2 separate regions of the Homo sapiens genome follow, and region 2 is linked to region 1. A link is an interaction called in ENCODE POLR2A ChIA-PET data of the cell type or tissue named here. Cell type or tissue: Panc1. All regions are shown on one strand. Links, peaks and the distances in the headings refer to the core of each region. The heading gives the core; the rest is flanking DNA.

Region 1 (11,052 bases), core at 1,532-9,531:
TGGGTGACAGAGCAAGATCCTGTCAAGAAAAAAGGCAGTTTAGAAGTGAAGACGGCTGTGAGGAAATAAAACAGGTCACTGGGATGGAGTCATGTGGGTGGGGTCGGGGAGGCCTCTCTGAGATTTGAAAGGTATCAAGGGTCCTGCCTGTGGAGCCCTGTGCTGGAACACTCACTCCCGCCAGGGAATGGTGAGTGCGAAGGCCCTGGGGTGGGACAAGGCTCCTGGGCTCCGGTATGAGCTCCTGAGGGAGGGGCTTCATGATATGGGCTCATTCCCAGCTGGATCTCCTGTCTCCCTAGCATGGAGAAGGTTTGTTGGGGGTCTCTGCATCTCTGGGCCTCGTCTGTATTGTGCGTGTGCCCCGCTGTCCCGAGCGGAGGCCTGTGGTGGGTGGGGCGGCTGCCGTGCCTGTGCATGTCACCAAGGGTACATCTCCAAGTGCCTGCTGGCATGCGCTTCCTGTCACGCTTTTCTCTCACCAGAACCCCTAGACAGGCCTCGCCGGAATCCTGCGGTGACAGAACAAGAAGTCCCATTCCATTCCTCCTGAAAAAAAGAAAAAATACCTGCTGGGAATTTCTGAGCAAGTGGGAACAGGGAGGTGGTGGCGGGAGCTGCCTTTGCCTTAAAAGGTGTGACGGAGCCAGGGACTTCGCTCAGCTCACCTGGGGATGGCCACGGGGTGTAGAGGGGTGAGTGGCTGGCCGCCACCTTGTGGGCTCACCCCAAATTGCTCTCTGCCTAGATCTTCGTTGACAGCCTTGCTGGCAGGGGCTGTGCTGCTCTGTCTCTGTCCCCCCACCCAGATGTAGCCCCATGCAGCTGGCAGCTCACCTTCCTCCCCTTGGTTCTCAACCTCGTAGCTGATAATGCAGCTACTTGCTGCAACTTCTGGGGGTCCCTCTGCCCTGCCTCCTGGGCAGTTCCCAGGAGCCCAAAGTCCCTTTCCCTTTCAGGAGCAGTCTCAGGAGCCCGGGCCAGGCCACCGACAGGAGACTGCCTGATGCAAACCTCACGGGAGGCAGGAAATTACAGTAGCCCCTACCCTCCGACACCCCCCGTGGATTCCTGAAACCGCGGATAGTACGGAACCCTCTGTGGATTAGGCTTTTTCTCTCTGATCACCAAGAGGGCTACAAAGTGACTCACGGGCGGGAACGCCTGCAGCGCGGAGACGCTGGACAGAGGAATGAGTCACGATCATCGCTGCATGATTTCATCACCCTGCTCAGAATGGCATGCAATGTCAAATTATGAATTATTTCTGAAATTTTCTCTTTAATATTTTCAGGCTGTGGCTGACTGCTGGAAACTGCAACTAAGGAAAGTGAAACCACAGATAATGGGGGCGCTGCGGTAACTCCACGGGCCTGAGAGTGAGGGAGGAAGGGAGCATCCAGGAACCATCCAGAGCCCAACCTCACCAGCCGCTCACCCACAATCAGCAGCACTCACAGGTCAAGGCAGTGCGCGGGACAGCAGGCGGCAATCATTGTGAGCATCTTGCTCTGTATTAGGCACTGAGCATTTCACACAGAGAAAAAGTCATCAGGCTCACTCCTTGAGGCAGGTTCTGTTATGATCACATTTTACAGTAAGAAACTGGGGCTTGTGGATGAATAACTTGCCCAGGGATGCTGTATGATTGGTGGGGTTGGGACGTGAGCCCAGGCATCTCTTCACCCTCACTCTAGGCTACCAGGGGTCGGTAAAGCCAATGAATGCTGCCTCAAGGGTGAAGGAGAGGGCTCATTTGTTGAGCACCTACGGTGTGCCAAGGTTTGTACTCAACTCTTTTCAGAGTTACCTTATTTTTATTTTTTGAGACAGGGTCTCACTGTGTCGCCTAGGGCTGGAGTGCGGTGGTGCGATCACGGCTCACTGCAGCCTTGACCTCCCAGGCTCGAGCAATCCTCCCACCTCAGCCTCCCGAGTAGCTGGGACTATAGGCACCCGCCACCACGCCCGGCTAATTTTTTTTTATTTTTTAGTAGAGACAGGGTTTCATCGTGTTAGCCAGGATGGTCTCGATCTCCTGACCTCGTGATCCACCTGTCTCGGCCTCCCAAAGTGCTGGGATTACAGGCATGAGCCACCGCGCCCGGCCTAATATTTGTATTTTTTGTAGAGAGTGGGTCTTGTCATGTTGCCCAGGCTGGTCTCGAACTCCTAGGCTTAAACAATCCTCCCCCCTCAGCCTCAGAAAGTGCTGGGATTAAAAGCGTTCAGCTACCTCGCCCAGCCCAGAGTTACCTTATTTATTTATTTACTTATTTTTGAGACAGAGTCTCACTCTGTTATCCAGGATGGAGTGCAGTGGCGCGATCTCAGCTCACTGCAACCTCCACCTCCCGAGTTCAAGCGATTCTTGTGCCTCAGCCTCCTGAGTAGCTGGGATTATAGGCACGCCACCACGCCTGGCTGATTTTTGTATTTTTAGTAGAGATGGGGTTTCACCATGTTGGCCAGGCTGGTCTTGAACTCCTGACCTCAGGTGATCCACCTGCCTCGGCCTCCCAAAGTGCTGGGATTACAGGTGTGAGCCACTGAGCCCCGGCATCACTTCTGTTTTCACAGGGAGGAAATTGAGGCTCAGCAAGGTTAAGTCACAGTCTCCGAGGTCAGACTCTTGGAGTGGCGAGGCGGGGATATAAAATCCAGGCTCCAGACACGAGCGCACAACCATCACACCACGCTGTCCTGGTGCAGGAGGGCTGCGAAAGCTCTGGGTGAGGACTGGAGGGACACTGTTTCCCAGCAGCCACTGCGACCCCCAATGCTCCTTGGCCCCCTACCCTCTCCCAGGCTCCTACAGTGGGCCCCTGCTTCTTTACGGATGAGGTCTCCTGGAGCCCGGTACCACAGCCAGCCCCACCCTTGCTGGGCCCTGAGCCTGCACAGCTGGTCTTCAGGTCACTGGGCTTCATGTGACTATGGAGAAGTGACCCCTCCCCACCCGGTCCCCACCAGAGTCCTGCTTAGCCCGGCAGAGGAAAACGGCTGTGAGGGAAGGCACTAAAGATAGCTGCCTCGCCAACTTCCCCATCCTACTGGCCGCTGTCTCCTCCCCAGTGGGCTTCTCCAGCAGACCTCCACCCCAGGCCATCCTTGAGCCTGGTCAGCCAGCCCGGGGCATAAGCAGGGACCCAGGCGATGGTCACCACCATGGCCGCTGTTACTGAAGACTCACGGGCCCCAGGCACTGGGCCAGGCAGGACTGTGTGCCTTACTGCACAGAAACCCCTCAACAGGGGGCAGCAAGGAGCTGCCTGTCACCCCCACTTGATAGATGGGGATCCAAGCACAGAGGAGGACCAGCTGGTGTGAAAGCCCCAGCTCATCCTCATGCCAGCAGCTGGGAACACACCTGGACATTGACACGCCACGCCATCTTCCCCCATGGCCCAGGGCCTATGGACACACTGGCTTGGCAACACCAGAGCCTATGATGAAGACACCATGTCATCCCCCATCCATCTGTGACACCATCTCCACCCGCAGCAGGAATATTTACATCAGGGAAACAGGCAGACACTAGAGATCAGGGCCATTCCTCCAGGGAGCTGCTTGTTAGACATTTACCAGCACAGCACTGACCCCAACCTTCTGTTCTGCTGGTGACACCAATGGCTGAACCCAGCTGGAAGTGGCAAGGGAGTTTAGTTGATATAGTCCCCAGAAGTCAGCATCCTGGGGCACAGAGAAGTGGGTGAAAGGGCGGCTTGAGGATCTGGAGTGACAGACACAAGATCCAGCCCAATGCCCAGTGCTTCCCTCTTGCTTCCTGGGAACCACTATTCCCAGCGTTTCTCATATACATTTAATCAGAGGCAGGACCTCCCGCCTCAGCAGCTTCCCTGGCTCCACATTGCACATTCATTTACAGCTGACCTGTGAACAATGTGGGGATCGAGGCAGTAACCCCCCATGCAGTAAAAAATCCAGGTGTAACTTTTGACTCCCCTAAAACTTAACTACTGGCCGGGCTCGGTGGCTCATGCCTATAATCCCAGCACTTTGAGAGGCCGAGGTGGGTGGATCACGAGGTCAGGAGATTGAGACCATCCTGGCTAACACAGTAAAACCCTGTCTATACTAAAAAAATACAAAAAAATTAGTTGGGTGTGGTGGTGCGTGCCTGTAGTCCCAGCTACTTGGGAGGCTGAGGCAGGAGAATGGCCTGAACCCAGGAGGTGGAGCTTGCAGTGAGCCGAGATCACGCCACTGCACTCCAGCCTGGGCGATGGAGCGAGACTCTGTCTCAAAAAAAAAAAAAAAATTTTAACACTCAGTAACTTTTTTTTTTTTTGAGACGGAGTCTCGCTCCGTCGCCCAGGGTGGAGTGTAGTGGCACCATCTCGGCTCACTGCAACCTCTGCCTCCTGGGTTCAAGAGATCCTCCTTCCTCAGCCTCCCGAGTAGCTGGGACTACAGGTGCCTGCCACCACACCCGGCTAATTTTGTATTTTTAGTAGAGACAGGGTTTCACCATGTTGGCCAGACTGGTCTCAAACTCCTGACCTCAAGTGATCCGCCCGCCTCAGCCTCCCAAAGTGCTGGGATTACAGGCATGCGACGCTGCACCCGGCCTTAACTACCAATAACTTACTGTTGACTGTGAAAACAGTTGATTAACACATATTTTGTGTGTTACGTGTATTATATACTATAGTCTTATAATAAAGTAAGGTAGAGAAAAGAAAATGTTATTAAGATAATCTGGCTGGGCATAGTGGCTCATGCCTGTAATCTCAGCACTTTGGGAGGCCAAGGCAGGCGGACCGTCTGAGGTCAGGAGTTCGAGACCAGCCTGGCCAACATGGTGAAACCCCGTCTCTACTAAAAATATAAAAATTAGCTGGGCATGGTGGCGCGCGCCTGTTATCCCAGCTACTCAGGAGGCTGAGGCATGAGAATCGCTTGAACCCAAGAGGTGGAGGTTGCAGTGAGCCGAGATCGCGCCATTGCACTCCAGCCTGGGGGACAAGAGTGAGACTCCATCTCAAAAAAAAAAAAAAAAAAAGAAGTGGAAACTCCAAGTCCAAATCCGTGTTGTTCGAGGGTCAGCTGTATTTTTTTTTTCTTGATCCAGGTTTTTGCTCTGTCGCCCAGGCTGGAGTGCAGTGGTGTAATCTCGGCTCACTGCAACCTCTGCCTCCCAGGTTCAAGAGATTCTCCTGCCTTACCCTCCCGAGTAGTTGGGATTACAGGCACAGACCACCACGCCCAGCTAATTTTAGTATTTTTAGTAGAGTTGGTGTTTCACCATGTTGGCCAGGCTGGTCTCAAACTCCTGACCTCAGGTGATCCACCCACCTTGGCCTCCCAAAGTGCTCAGATGGCAGGAGTGAGCCACTGCGCCCAGCCTTGAGGGTCAATTGTATTCATATGTCACCGTTACCAACCTTTATTAGGCACCAACAGGCATTCAAGGCTCTTCACTAGGCGGCTGCAGCCTGCCAGCTCATCCCAGGCTGCTGTGCCTCAGCCGTGCGAGACCACCAGAGTCGCCCTTCCACCTGTGCCTCGGTGTCCCTGTCTACAATCCTGGTGTGGTGCGTGGAAAAGAGCTGCCTGGGCTGGCAATTGGCAGCTCAAGGGCCAGCCCAGCTCGCAGTTATGCTTTGTTTGGTCCTCAGAGTTGCAAAAGAAAATTAAAGGGTACTGACCTTTGCTTTCACGCAGAACTCACATTTCCAGCTTCTTTAGGCAATAGGGTGATCTGGCGGCAACAGGCTGGAGCTGCAAAGCTGCTGCCCTCCCACCATGGCCCTCCCCAGCCTCTGTCTCAGGGTTACCTCTGCAGGCCTGGCAGCCAGCAGGGTCCAGCACACAGTAGGTGCTCAGTGAAGAACTGGGAGGTGGAAGAGACTGGGACAGAGGGACGAATGAAGCGCCTACCAGCCGCTCCTATGAAACCCCTGTTTGGGTGAGCTTGTTTTACACGAGGCCTTGAATTCAGGAGTTGGCAGACTTTGACCTTTTTTTATTTTTTATTTTTGAGACGGAGTCTTATTCTGTTGCCCAGGCTGGAGTGCAGTGATGCCATCCTGGCTCATCACAGCCTCGACCTTCTGGCACAAGTGATCCTCCTGCCCCAGCCTCCCAAGTAGCTGGGACTACAGGTGCATGCCACCACGCCTGGCAAATTTGTTTTTTTAGACGGAGTCTTGCTCTGTTGCCCAGGCTGGAGTGCAGTGGTGCAATCTCAGCTCACTGCAACCTCTGCCTCCTGGGTTCAAGCATTTCTTCTGCCTCAGCTTCTTGAGTAGCTGGGACTACAGGCGTGTGCCACCACGCCCAGCTAATTTTTGTATTTTTAGTAGAGACGGGTTTGACTATATTGGCCAGGCTGGTCTCCAACTCCTGACCTCGTGATCAGCCCGCCTCAGCCTCCCAAAGTTCTGAGATTACAGGCGTGAGCCACTGTGCCCAGCTCTATGCCTGGCTAATTTAAAAAAAATTATTTTGTAGAGACAGGGCCTCACTATGTCACCCAGGCTGGTTTTGAACTCCTGGGCTCAAGCAATTCTCCAGCCTCGGCCTTCCAAAGTGCTGGGATTACGGACGGACGCCACCACAACTGGCCACTACACTTTGATCTTTAAAAACCTGATCAATAGCATGAGCCTGGAAACCATCCAAAAGTCCACTGGCCCTGAGGCCATCATGCACAGCGTTGTCTCCTCGGCCTGGGAGCGTCACGTGGCAGTGCAGGTGGAGCTGGAGTCACAGACGCCCCTCACGGAGGGACCTCTCAGTGCAGAGCAAAAAGGGCAAGTTGCAGAGAAATTCCCATGTTGCAGAGAGATAGCTGTTCCCTTCTTTCGGCATGTGTGAAGGATTTTATAATTTATTAAAAACATGCAAATGGGGCCAGGCGCAGCGGCTCACGTCTGTAATCCCAGCACTTTGGGAGACTGAGGCAGGTGGATCACCTGAGGTCAGGAGTTTGAGACCAGCCTGGCCCACATGGCGAAACCCCGTTTCTACTAAAAATACAAAAATTAGCGGGGCCTGGTGGTGGGTGCCTGTAATCCCAGCTACTCAGGAGGCTGAGGCAGGAGAATCGCTTGAACCCGGGAGGTGGAGGTTGCAGTGAGCTGAGATCGCATTACTGCACTCCAGTCTGGGCGACAGAGTGATACTGTGTTTCAAAATAATAATAATAATAATACAATAAATAAATAAATAAATAAATAAATAATGAATGGCAAACCCAGTCTGCATTGGCTGCATGGCATAGTGGACAGTGACCGGGATGGGCACTGGGGTGGCCTCCTGTGCCAGCTCTCCTGAGAACTCATGGTGCAGGCTTGGTGAGGCCTGTCTGGGCCTCAGTTTCCTTGTCTGTGGCATGGGGGCTCAGGCTGAGGGAGGGCAGGGTTGCACAATTTCTCAGAGCCCTTTCAGCTGTGAGGCTGGGACTCCAAAGCTCAAAGGAAGTACAGAGTGAAAAGACTGACAGAGAGATGCTGTGGGCTCTAGCAATCAGGGAAGGCTTCCTGAAAGAGGGGGCTTGAGCTGAGCTGTGAAGGCTGAGCAATGCCCTGCCAGGGTTAACCTGAACAGGAAGGGTGGGCATTCATGATGCCAAGGAATTGATTGATGCAGGACAAGAAAGGGCTGGCCAAATTAGGGCTTAGCCTTGGAGGGTTCTTGGCTTCTCCCAGGAAAGAATTCAAGGGCGAGCAGATGGTGTTAAACAGCACCTTTCACTGAAGTGACAGTGTACAGTAGCAGCAGAGGTCTCGCTCTTCCTGGAGCAGGGGTACCCCATAGGCAGTGGGCCCAGACCAGCAGCTCAGAAGCAGGGTTGCCCTCATATTTATACCTACTTTAATTATATGCAAATGAAGGGGCGGGTTATGCAGAAATTTACAGGACAAGGGGGCAACTTCTGGGTTGTTAGGTCAATGCTATAGAAGAGGTTGGCAATTTCAGGGAGTTGCCATGGCAATGGTAAACTGATATGGCACACTGGTGGGCGTGTCTTAGGGGGAGGTGCTTCACCGACCTGTTTTAGCTAGTCCTCAATTTGGTCCAGTGTCTGAGCTGTGCCTCTGGAGTCAAGTCCGACCTCCTACCTCGGAATGAGTTTGTGAGAGAGACTTCAGGCACGCAGGCAGTGAGTTAGGGAGATATTTGCGGGTGGGCTGTGGGAGGCCTTCCCTGAGATCTTCCATTGGACCTCATCCCAGGGTACTCACTTCTCCATCCTGGATGGGTGGGTGGGCGTGGGAAGTGGATCTCATGGCTCGTTGTGCCCCATGAGCCAGGCATTGCACCTGCTCTTGTCGTGCATGGTCCATTTGCTCCTCACACCTGAGGAAGGGGGCGGCAGGCACAAAGGTCACCCCCGTTTCACAGGAGAAGAAACTGGGCTCCACAGCCAGGCTCCTCTGGGCTCGTCTACCTGGGGAGGTAGAGGAGAGGAAGCCCCTTGGGGAAGCAGGAGGCCAATGCTCAGAGCTCCTGTGTGGCCATTCTTCCTGCCCAGAATGCCATTCCCTCTTGTCTGTGGTGGGAACCCCAACTTGCCCTTCCGGGCTTGGCTCCAATGTCACCTCCTCCTGGAAGCCTTCCCTGACCCCCACCTGCATCGGGGTTGCCTGATGTTTGCTCTTTTGCACTCTCTGCTTCTCCCTCCCCACTTTGTGCTCCACGTCCATCTTCCCAGCCAAGCGGGGACCTCCTTGGGTCCCGGGTTGTGTCTGTCTTGCCTTTTTTGTACCCTCTGCACCCAGCACAGTGCTGAGCACATCGTAGGAGTTCAATGAACGTTTGTTGAAAGACCCATTGCCTGAAGGCACGCACGCATAAACTAAGAATGAATGAGGTGACTTGCCCAGGGTCACCCAGATGGTCAGGGCTGCATGGCCCTGGTGGAACAGCAGCACCCAATCCCCTCTGGCCTCCTGCCTGGTTTCCTGCTTCTGTTCTATTTTTTTTTTTTTTTGAGATGGTGTCTCCCTCTGTTGCCCAGGCTGGAGTGCAGTGGCACAATCTTGGCTCACTGCAACCTCAGTCTCCCGGGTTCGAGTGATTCTCCTGCCTCAGCCTCTGGAGTAGCTGCGATTACAGGCTCCTGCCACCACACTTGGCTAATTTTTTGTTGTTGTTGTATTTTTAGTAGAGATGGCATTTCACCATGTTGGCCAGGCTGGTCTCGAACTACTGACCTCAAATGATCCACCTGCCTCAGCCTTCCAAAGTGCTGGGATTACAGGCGTGAGCCACCGTGCCCAGCCCCACTTCTGTTCTTGATGCTCACATCTATCCTTTACCCGGCGGCCAGAGTCAAACAAACCCCTGTCAGATTGCACCCTGCCTCTGCTGCACACCCTCCATAGCTCTGCTGGATGCAGAGTGAGAGCTCAGGCCACCACAGTGCCCAGGACCCGCTCCTCCCAGGCCTCATGGCCACACAGGTCTCCTCTCTGTTCCTGCAATGCAGCAGGCTGGCCACCGCCTCGGGCGCCTTTGCACTGGCTCTCCCCGATTCTTGGAATGCTCGTCCCTGGAAATTTGCAGAGGCCACTTTCTCAGCTGCAACCTTGCTGCCCCAGGGCTCCTGACCCCGCACCCCACTCTGCCTCCTCTGTTCCAGGCACTGTCGCCTGCCACCGGCAGCAGGATGCACTTCTGTGTCATGGTCACTGCGTGTCTCCCCGAGTCCCACTAGGGCAGGGCCCTTTATTTGGGTCTCTGTTCTCCAGGCTTCCAGAGAAGGGAGGGCGGGGGAGATGTGGTCTGGAGCGCGTGAGAGACCGGGGAGAACTCCAAGGTGCAGCAACTTCCTCAAAGCAAATTTAGGAAAAGCTGAAGTGAAAAAGGCTCGGGCAGCTGCGTGCTTCCTGCAGCCGGTCCGGAGCCCAGGGCATGTGTCTGGGTCTGTGTGTGACTTGTGTGTCTGCATGTCTGTCTGTGTGAGTGTATATTGTGGGGTGGGGGGCAGTGGATTCTGGAACCAGGGACCTCTCAGAGCCTCAGGGGGCAGAGCTAGGTGGTCTCTGGCCCAGGGGCTCCAGACAGGGGTTCTGGTTCCGCAGAGCTGTGGGGCTGGGTGCTTCTGTCCTTTTCCCCTGGGGCAGAGTGACCTAAGAGGACAGGATGCGTGTAAACTCTGGAGCGGACTTTCAGGGTTCCATTCCCAGCTGCACCACTTCCTGCGTGACCTTGAGGAAGTGATTTAACCACACTGTGCCTCAGTCTCATCATCTGAGAAATGGACATGCTGAGGCTCCTGCCGCCATGCTTGGCTAATTTTAATTAACAGGCCACCTCCTGTTGTTGCCAGGATTTGATGAATGAAGGCGTGTGAGCGGCTGAGACCCACATTTGGCCGTCAGCTCACATTCACCACGGGCGTCAGTCTAAGATCCAGTGTGAGCGAGACCCAGGCCAGCCTCAGGGAGGGGGCGCCAGGCAGAGGGAGAGGCCGCCAGTGCTGTGCAGTGGTGTGAGGGCTGGGGAGGCAAGCTGGGGAGGCAAGCTGGGGAGGGGTCCCACCCCAGGCAGGGAGCCCGGAGGAAGGCGGTCTCAGGGGAGGCTGAACAGGCCAGGAAAGAGGAAGAAGAGAAAGTGGCCACAGGGACAGGGCAGCAAGGGTCAAGCCTGCAGGGGGAGAGATGGATGGGTGAGGGCTGCGAGAAACTCGGGGATACCCATGCCCAGTGGGACCAAGGGATGGGGCTGGAGTGCAGCCACATGTTCCACCTCCCCCAAGTGCCAGGCTGCATTGGACTTTGTCCTGGAGCCGTGCAGAGCCATGGGAGGTTTTTGAGCAGGGGCTCGGAGGCCTCAGCTCATGGTTTCCATCTGGTTCCAGGCTGATGGGGAGGCACCATCACAGCCCAGGTCAGGAAGGTGAGACACTCATACCAAACACTTAGAAAACAGGGCCAGAGGCCGGGCGCGGTGGCTCACGCCTGTAAACCCAGCACTTTGGGAGGCCGAGGCGGATGGATCACCTGAGGTCAGGAGTTCGAGACCAGCCTGGCCAACATGGTGAAACCCTGTGTCTACTAAAAATACAAAGAATTAGCC
Region 2 (9,516 bases), core at 1-8,000, 450 kb after region 1:
GAACTGAACAGTTTGTGAAGAGGACTGGGCAATACCAAGCAATTGCCCGAGAGCGAGCTGACTCGGCTTAGAGAGGGGGGTGCCTGCCTGGCCCCCACCCCTTCCTTGTCCTATTCCTGGGCCTCCTCCCAGGGTTAAGGGTCAGCGGTGGGATGAAGCTCAGGGGTGGGGCAAGCCAAGGAGTAGGGGGATGGGATGGGATGTGGATGACTATTTTTGCAAAATTACCTGGTTACGTTTGTTTGTTTGTGACAGAGTCTTGCTCTGTAGTCCAGGCTGGAGTGCAGGGGTGCAACCTTGGCTCACTGAAACCTCCGCCTCCTGGGTCTGGGTTCAAGCAATTCTCCTGCCTCAGTCTCCCGAGGAGCTGGGATTACAGACACATGCCACCACGCCCAGCTAATTTTTGTATTTTTAGTAGAGACGGGGTTTCACCATGTTGGCCAGGCTGGTCTTGAACTCCTGACCTCGTGATCCACCTGCCTTAGCCTCCCAAAGTGCTGGGATTACAGGCATGAACTACCATGCCCAGCCCTTGGTTGCTTTTTAAAAGCTAAAAGTTGAAATTTTTTGGTCCATGTCAAGCCATGCCTGGAGTGAATAGGGAGGTGACAGAGGCCACATCAAATTGCCCAGCCCCCCCCCAAGCCAGCTAACAGGTCTGCGAGCTGATTCTGTGCCCTCTTTGTTCAGGCTGCTGGCTTCTGGGAGGACAGACTTCAAAAAGGCCTGGTGGCCTGCAGAGGCCGAGCACAAGGACACCTGATCCACAGCGGTGGGGTCACAAAGGAAGCAGCAGGGGGAGGCCCCGTCCTGGCCTCCAGACATCCACACGCGCTGAGCATCAGCCAGGGAAGCTGTGAGCTCAGGAGGGAGTCCCAGGAGGGACAGAGGCCACTCCAGGGCGAGACTCGAAATGACCCTGGCGAGGATAATGAGGCCTGAGGCAGTGGGGACAACAGAAAGTGGCCAGAGTGGATGGGATGTTTGGAATATTTAGAATTTGGTGAGGGACTGCCTTTGAGAGCTTGTATAAAAGCCTTTTCGAAGAAGCACCTGGGTATGTGGTATAGGCAGAGGAGTGAGTGAGTGCATTCTTCTCAGGTGGAGAACCTGGTGGAGGACACAGCTTCCAGGGACACATTGGGAGTAAATCAGCCATAGGGTCCTGGAGGGATTTTCATCTATGGATTTGAGGCTCAGAGCGAGCTCCTGCCCACCCAGGCACTGCTGGACAAATCTGCTGAAGGGTCTTTGTCCCTTAGTGCACCTCATCTCTGAGATGACTGGTCACCAGCCATCCTGGAAGCACCACCACGGACATAGGTGCTTAGCTCTGGAAGCCACTGGAAATTCCAGGGGTTAATGTCCAGCCCCTTGCCGCCCGCCTCTACCCCATCAATCTCATACCTTTTATCTCCATGAGCAGCCCCCATGAGGTGAGGCTGGGGAATGATTAACCCCATTGGATAGGTGCAAGGCGAGGCCTGAGAGTTGTAGGGTGGGGATGCTCTGCAAAATCACTCAGAGGCAGAGAGAATGGAACCCAGGTCTGAGGCATGAAAAGATAGAACCTTCTGTCCTGCTAACCTTCTGTCTATACTTAAAGACTGGGTAAAACATAAACATTCTTTCAAATACCCAACTGAGTTTCCGAGATTAAAAAAAAAAAAAAAATCCCCAGGGACCAAAAACAAAGAGAAAAGCCAAAAATCACAGTGACAAGCAGGTGTTTATTCTTTGGCTGTCCTACAGGGTGGGCCTATGGGTGGCAAAGGGAGGCAGGAGATGGGCGTGGGAGGTGGTGGCTTTTGCTAATGTTGGTAACCAAAGGAGCTTGGATTTTATACCTGTGGAGGGAGGGATAGGAGACAAGGCCTGGGACCCTTGCCAGCAGAAATTTGGAACCAGAATAAAACTGGACCCATATCCTCAATGAAAAAAGCAAATGGTGGGGAAAAATCACCCTTTCACAAAGGGAAAAGACAAAAAAGTTGTAGTCTCATTTCTGGCTCGGCTGGAAAAAATTTGAAAAGAATGATCTCTTGAGAAATTTTAACTCTAGACCTTCACTAACACACATTTGAGGTTTGAATTTGTATTACCCATATGGTCCCAGGACTCCCAAGTATAGAAATTAATATAAGAAAAAAACCTGGGGCGAGTTACACCACAGACATGTGGCTACTAGTAGCAAATGCAAGCCTCTGTGGATAGCCCTACCCACAGTAAAGGCCACACAGGATTCTCACAGATAAAACCATTGTAAATGTGAGCTCACTATCCAAAATTACAAAAACACGCAAGCCACAAAGACAAATAGCAAAACAACCAACAGTACATACAGAATCCTGCACCCAACACGTTATTTTCAAACATGCATTGAAGATGTCCTAAAACTGCCAGGCACAATGGCTCATGCCTGTAATCCCAGCACTTCGGGAGGCCAAGGTGGGCAGATCACCTGAGGTCAGGAGTTCGAGACCAGCCTGGCCAACATGATGAAACCCCATCTCTACTAAAAATACAAAAATTAGCCAGGCATGGTGGCACATGCCTGTAATCCCAGCTACTCGGGAGGATGAGGCAGGAGAATCACTTGAACTCGGGAGGCAGAGGTTGCAGTGAGCCGAGATCGCGCCACTGTACTCCAGCCTGGAAGACAGAGTGAGGCTTCGTCTCAGGGAAAAAAAAAGAAAAAAAAGTTTTCCTAAAATTGTCATGTATATCATATAGCAGGAGATAAAGCAAGTCTCAATAAATTTCAAGAAATTGGCATCTCAGATCATGTGTAATTAATTAAAAATCAATAGCAAATAGTGATAAAAACAGTGTTGTACTGGCATAAAGTTGGCCGTATAGACCAAAGGAATAGAAAGGAGATCCCACCATAAACCTTCACATGTATGGTCAGATGATTTTTGACAAGGGTGCCAAAACCATTCAATGGTGAAAGGACAGTCTTTTCAGTGCTGGGAAAACTGGATATCCACATACACAAGAAGGAAGTTGTATCCTTACCTAATGCCATATACAAAACTTAAAATGAATCAAAGACTGAAATGTAAGACTTTAAAAAACTTTGAGAAGAAAATATAGGGCAAAAGCTTCATGACACTGGATTTGGCAAAGATTTCTTGGATATGACTCCAAAGGCACAGGCAACTAAGAAAAAAATAGATAAGTTGGACTTCATGAAAATTTAAAAATTTTTGTGCATTAAGAGACTATTAACAGAGTAAAAAGTCAACCCACAGTATGGGAGAAAACATTTGCCAGTCATGTATTTGATAAGGGACTGATACCGGAACACATAGAGAACTGCTAAAACACAGCAACAACAAAAACCAAAACCTGATTCAAAATAGGCAAAGAACTTGAATAGACAGCTCTCCAAATAGGATATACAAAGAGTCAAAGGTCACATGAAAAGATACTCAACATCACTAACCATTAGGGAAATGTACATCAAAACTACAATGAGATGCCAACTCATACCTATTAAGATGGCTACTATTTAAAAAAATAAATGTTGGCAAGAATGTGGAGAACTTGGAACCCTTGTGCACTGTTGGTAGGAATATAAAATAGAATAGCTGCTGCAGTATGGCGGTTCCTCAAAAAATTAAAAATGCCATGTGATCCAGCAATTCCACTCCTGGATATATACTCAAAAGCATTGAATGCAGAGTCTGGAGAAGATATTTGTATACCCATGTTCATAGAAGCGTTACTCACAATAGCTAAATGTGGAAGCAACTCAAGTGTCCATCAATGGAAGAATGGAGAAGCAAAAGATGACATACACATACAAGAAAGGCAATACACATACACAAAAAGAAAGGCATTCTGACATATGCTCCAACATGAACAAACCTTGAGGCTATGATGCCAAGTCAAGTAAGCCAGTCATAAGAAAGACATATACTGTATGATTCCACTTACATGAGATATTTAGAGTAGCCAAAATCATACAGAGACAGTAGAATGGTGGTTGTCAGGAGCTTAGGAGGAGGAAGGATGTGGAGTTAGTGTTTAATGGGTATGAAGTTTCAGTTTTATTTATTTATTTTTAAATTTATTATTATTATTATTATTACTTTTTTTTTTTTTTTTTGAGACGGTGTCTCGCTCTGTCGCCCAGGCTGGAGTGCCGTGGCACAGTCTCGGCTCACTGCAAGCTCCGCCTCCCAGGTTCATGCCATTCTCCTGCCTCAGCCTCCCTAGTAGCTGAGACTACAGGCACCCACCACCATGCCCAGCTAATTATTTTGTATTTTTAGTAGAGATAGGGTTCTACCGTATTAGCCAGGATGGTCTTGATCTCCTGACCTCGTGATCCGCCCGCCTCGGCCTCCCAAAGTGCTGGAATTATAGGCATGAGCCACCGTGCCCGGCCAATTTACTTATTTATTTATTTTTGAGACGGGCGGAATCTCACTCTGTCGCCCAGGCTTGAGTACAATGGTGTGATCTCGGCTCACTGCAACCTCTGCCTCCCAGGTTCAAACGATTCTCCTGCCTCAGCCTCCTGAGTAGCTGGGATTACAGGCATGCGCCACCACGCCTGGCTAATTTTTGTATTTTTAGTAGAGACGGGGTTTCACCATGTTGGCCAGGCTGGTCTTGAACTCCTGACCTCGTGATCCACCCGCCTTGGCCTCCCAAAGTGCTAGGATTACAGGCGTGAGCCACCGTGCCCGGCCTGAAATTTCAGTTTTACAAGACAAAAAGACTTCTGGGATGGATGGTGGTGATGGTTACACAACAATGTGAATGTATGTAATGCCACTCCACTGTACACTTAAGAATGGGTAACACAGCCGTAAAAAGGAATGACATCATGTCCTTTGCAGGGACATGGATGAAGCTGGAAGCCAGCATCCTCAGCAAACTAACACAGGAACAGAAAGCCAAACACTGTATGTTCTTACTTATAAGTGGGAGTTGAACAATGAGAACACATGGACACAGGGACAGGAACAACACACACCAGGGCCCGTCAAGGGGTGGAGGGGAGGGAGGCATCAGGACACATAGCTAATGCATGCGGGGCTTAAAACCTAGATGAGGGGTTGATAGATACAGCAACCCACCATGGCACATGTATACCTATATAACAAGCCTGCACATTCTGTACATGTATCCCAGAACTTAAAATAAAATTTAAAAAAAAAATAGTTAAGATGGAGCTGAGGGCAGTAGCTCATGCCTGTAATCCCAGCACTTGGGGAGGTTGAGGGGTGGATCACTTGAGGCTCGGAGTCTGAGACCACCCTAGGCGACATGGCGAAACCCCATCTCTACAAAAAATAGAAAAATCAGCTAGGCATGGTGGTGTGTGCCTGTAGTCCCAGCTACTCAGGAGGCTGAGGTGGGAGGATCACTTGACCCTGGGAGGTCAAGTCTGCAATGAGTCATGATCGTAACACTGCACTCCAGCCTCGGTGACAGAGCAAGACCCTGCCTCTAAAAAATAAAAAGAGTGGTTAAGATGGTAAATTTTGTTATTGTAACATATTTTACTATGATTAAAAATTTGAAAAACAAAACAAAATCAATAGCAGTTAAGATGGTAAATTTTGTTATTGTAACATATTTTACTATGATTAAAAATTTGAAAAACAAAACAAAATCAATAGCAAAAAGATAACTAAAACCCAAAACTTCATCTATCCGGACAGTAACCCAGAGCTCTCTTTCCCCTGCATCTTGCTCCCTCCCCAACCTTCTGAAATCTTTAGGACAATGAGATTCAAAGATGAATGTGAACATTCCTAATAGCGAGCAGACACGCAGGGGGCGCACAGCCAATCTGACTTAAAGCTGGATGGGAACAGGTCCCCCTCTGATCCCTCTAGAAGGGATGTGGCCTTCATTAGAGCAAATTGGTACCAAAGTCTTTTCTGTCTTTTCCAAAGGATGAGTGAGCTCAGAGCTTGACAAAGACATGAGCCTCCATTTAAATGACGGCCGCCAGCAATCAGCCTTTATGAACACAAGGGCCTGGGAAACATCGGTGCGGAGCCAGGGTGGGCTGATGGAAACAGAACAAAGCCGGGTGGCAGGGGTCCTCAGTCCTGTGAAATAAGGACAAGCCCCCCACCAGCTTATCCTGCCTATCACGCCTCAGGGCCTGAAACTGCAGCGCCAGCAACAGGCTCTTTCAGAGAAGATCTGGATATCCCTAGGAGTTCTCGGTAAAGGCTCAGATACTCCCAGCCGTGAGCAAGGAAACAGGACACACTTTGGAAAAGGCAAATGTGGACCCTGTCCCCCAAGGGGACTCATTAAAACGATCGTCACTCGCTAGCTCCCTTGGCAGTCCCTGCTGGCACACACGGCTTGGTCTCTGTGCAGTGGTGCCCTTGTAGAAGGCTTCTGCTCTTATCATCTCTGGTTCCCTCTGGGGGGCTCATCTGCCTGCCTGCCTGCCTTTCAAACTCAGGCACCATAAAGAGACCCTTGTCCATGAGACAGGCGGCCTGGTTTGCAGCCTCTCGGTCACTTCTCCAGGCCTCAGTGCTCCTCAGCTGGGAAGGAGACTAGGACCCCCTACTTGGCAGGCTTATTTGGATTAAAGGAGATGGTGAGTAAGAAGAAACACCTTCTAGATCTCTGTGTCCAGATATGACCACAATTCTGACTTCCAGTCTGGCATCCCAGCTATCTGCTCACCAATTCTTGATGTCCTCCTCCCATGTAACAGCTTGAGGTGAGTAGGAAAACAGTGGCTTGAGTCCCAGCTCTTCCAGCTGTGTGACCTCAGCCTGGTCAATCACCCTCTCTGGTCTCTGTATCATCTCCTATAAAATGGGGGAGGGGGCTCCCTCTAATTATCCTTCCCAACTCAGAATTACTCTAAGGATAGCTAACACGTACAGAGTGGACTTTACACTAACCAATTCATTAAATACCCACAACCCAGATGTCCTTGTCTGTTTTCTGTTGCTTATAACAGAATATCTGATACTGCGTAATTTGTAAAGGAAAGGAACTTATTTCTTACAGTTATGGAGGCTAAGAAGCTCAAGGTCAAGGAGGCTGTGTCTGGTGAGGGCCTTCTTGCTGGTGGGGACTCTACAGAGTCCCGAGGTGGCACAGGGCATCACAGGGTGAGGGGGCTGAGAGTGCTACCTCATGTCTCCCTCCTACTTCTTATAAAACCACAGCCCCATTCCCATGATAACCCATTAATCCGTTAATCTATGAATGGATTAACCCATTCATGAAAGCGGAGCCCTCATGACCCAATCATCTCTTAAGAGCCCCGTTTCTCAATGCCCCCACACTGGGGATTAAACTTCAACATGAGTGTTGGATGGGACAAATATTCTAACCGTAGCACCAGAGAGCACAGTACCCACAACATACAGATAAGGGAACTGAGGTTCAGAAATGTGATTACTTGCTTAGAAATTCTGGAGTGGTAGAGCCAGGATTTGACCCCATGCGATCATCCTTAACCACCACGCCAACACCGTTCTGTGCATGGCACCGTGGTTAAGGGCACAGTCACTGGAGCTGGACAGCCTGGCTGTACAGGGCCCTGGGAATATGTGCGTATCTGTTCTGTGCCTTAGTTTCCCCATCTATGAAATGGGAAAGGATCGTAATACCCCCTTCCTCCTGGAATTGCAGGGAGCTCTGCTGAGCGCTACACGAGCCAGGCTCTGAGCTGCACACTCGCATTTCACTCTTGCATAAATCCTCCCGTGGTGCAGCCAAGGAAGCCGGAGAGAGTGGCTGAGTCATTTGCTCCAGGTGACTCTATTAGTAAGTTGTGCAGCTGGGATTAAAATCCAACTCCTTGACTTCAAAGTCCATATTTCAATTACTCCACTCCACCTTGATGCAATGCCCTCAAACTCCACGTTTAAAACCAATCTCCCGACTGCAAAGTGCACCCCCCAACAGGCTGCCTGACTCATCTGCTTCCCTGATGGGGCCTGAACCCCAGGCCTTGTGTTTGACTCATTCCTTTCCAGCCAGCCATCAGCGTTTGTGACTAACTGACCCCTTAGTGGAAATGTCACTCGGATCCGTTCCTTCCTCTCCAGCCCTGCTGCCCCCCTGCAGCCCAGACCCCCAAAGCTGAGGACAATGGAGACCAAGTACCCATGCCAAAGTGTAGTGTTGCAAAGGAGCTGAGAAAAAAAAAAATGCTCCTGGTCCCTCACCCCTTCAAGGCTGAGTAGCTAGGGAGCCTCGTGTGTGGTGGGAGGCTGGAGAGGGAGGTGTCTTCTTAAGTGGCTGTGGCTAGTGCTGGTGGCAGGCAAACCTCAGAGAAGAGAAAGAACCAAGCCTGGACCCAGCCCAAGGTGGGCCTGCGGGCTGGCAAGCTCGACGGGCAGGAGCAGGGAGGGGCCCAGCTGGCAGCGCTGCCCACCCCACCCTGGCTTCATGTGTAGTCCCTTCTTCCAACCTGTGGAATCTCTCCACCTGCCCCCCACTTCTAGGGCTCACCTTGGGTACTTGAGCTAGATCAGGAGACAGATGGTATTTGAGGAGGAGCTACCAGGCACCCTTGATTCCTCGCTGGACACACACGAATGGCCACCCAGGTGAGATCTCAGGTGCCCCTACCTCACCATAGGCAGGTTAGGTTTATGCATACCCATTTTACAGATGAGGAAAGGAAGTTTCCCCGAGCCCTAGGACTCAGCTTCCCTGTCTCCAAGTGCAGTGGCTGTAGAACCCTGGGAGCCACCTGAAAATGCCTTTCCTAGAGGAGCTGCAGAGGTGGCCACCATTCCTTAGGGTCCATTGGGCAGGAGGAATCAAATGTACCCTGGACATGCCCTGGGTGCCAGTGACCCACATATGAAGAACATAAGGTTTGAGGCCTTGAGGAGTCCACAGCCTCATTGGGGAAACACAAGTTACAGACAGTGCAACAGAAACTGGTGCTGGGACCACTGGTGAGCCAAGGAGGGGGCCATGGTGGCAGTTTTGAGACACACTCCAGAGGTGGAGGGGGAGAGTACGGGGAGGAGGGGGCTTCCCAGGACGGACTTGGCTGCCTCCTCACCCAGCAGGGGCCAGTCCACACACCCTTTGAAGGGCAGTGTCAGAATGTGAGCTGGGGAACCTGAGTCTGACAACTTCGGGTTCAAATGCCAGTGGTACCCCCACAGACCAGGGGCTTCAGGACAAATGACCGAATGTCTCTGAGCTTTGATTTTCTCATCTGTGACATGGAAAGATTATACTGTAGAGTTCCAGGGCTGCCAAGGTGAGAGCCCAGTACAGTAAGAAGTGGCAGGAGGAATAGGCCAGCAAACAGGGGCTGCAGGAGGCCCTTGAGACAGTGAGGGCACCCCCACCCCGCCCCTACAGCATCCTTGGCCGGCCACTCCTTCTGGTCTTTCTTTACTGGGCCTGGACTCAGGCACGCACTTTCCAGCCAACTCCAAGGGCCCCCCACAAGGTGGACACACGTTTCCTCCTTGGTTCTCGGCCCCTCCTGAGCCTGTGCGGGAACAGATGTCCTTGCTTCCTGCCCAAATCTGCAAG

Evidence for each region. Peaks named below come from ENCODE experiments on the same cell type or tissue, not always from the same donor. Only the 100,000 strongest peaks of a DNase experiment are listed, where the experiment ranks them.
Region 2: POLR2A ChIA-PET joins it to region 1 with 11 read pairs; 8 of 35 experiments call an interaction of 5 or more read pairs at or near these places.

Annotation. Positions count from the first base shown.
Region 1 is chr22:39,299,101-39,310,152 of GRCh38, reverse strand. No RefSeq gene overlaps it. Among named protein-coding and RNA genes, the nearest start is that of SNORD83B, 9.3 kb to the left of the region's middle. RefSeq lists a silencer at 1-60 and an enhancer at 380-1,579. In Panc1, for the core only: CTCF peaks have their summits at 3,045 and 3,256 (motif pointing right); no DNase peak of the experiment used is centred there; H3K4me3 peaks cover 96 bases; H3K27ac peaks cover 3,098 bases.
Region 2 is chr22:38,849,962-38,859,477 of GRCh38, reverse strand. No RefSeq gene overlaps it. Among named protein-coding and RNA genes, the nearest start is that of NPTXR, 11 kb to the right of the region's middle. In Panc1, for the core only: no CTCF peak of the experiment used is centred there; no DNase peak of the experiment used is centred there.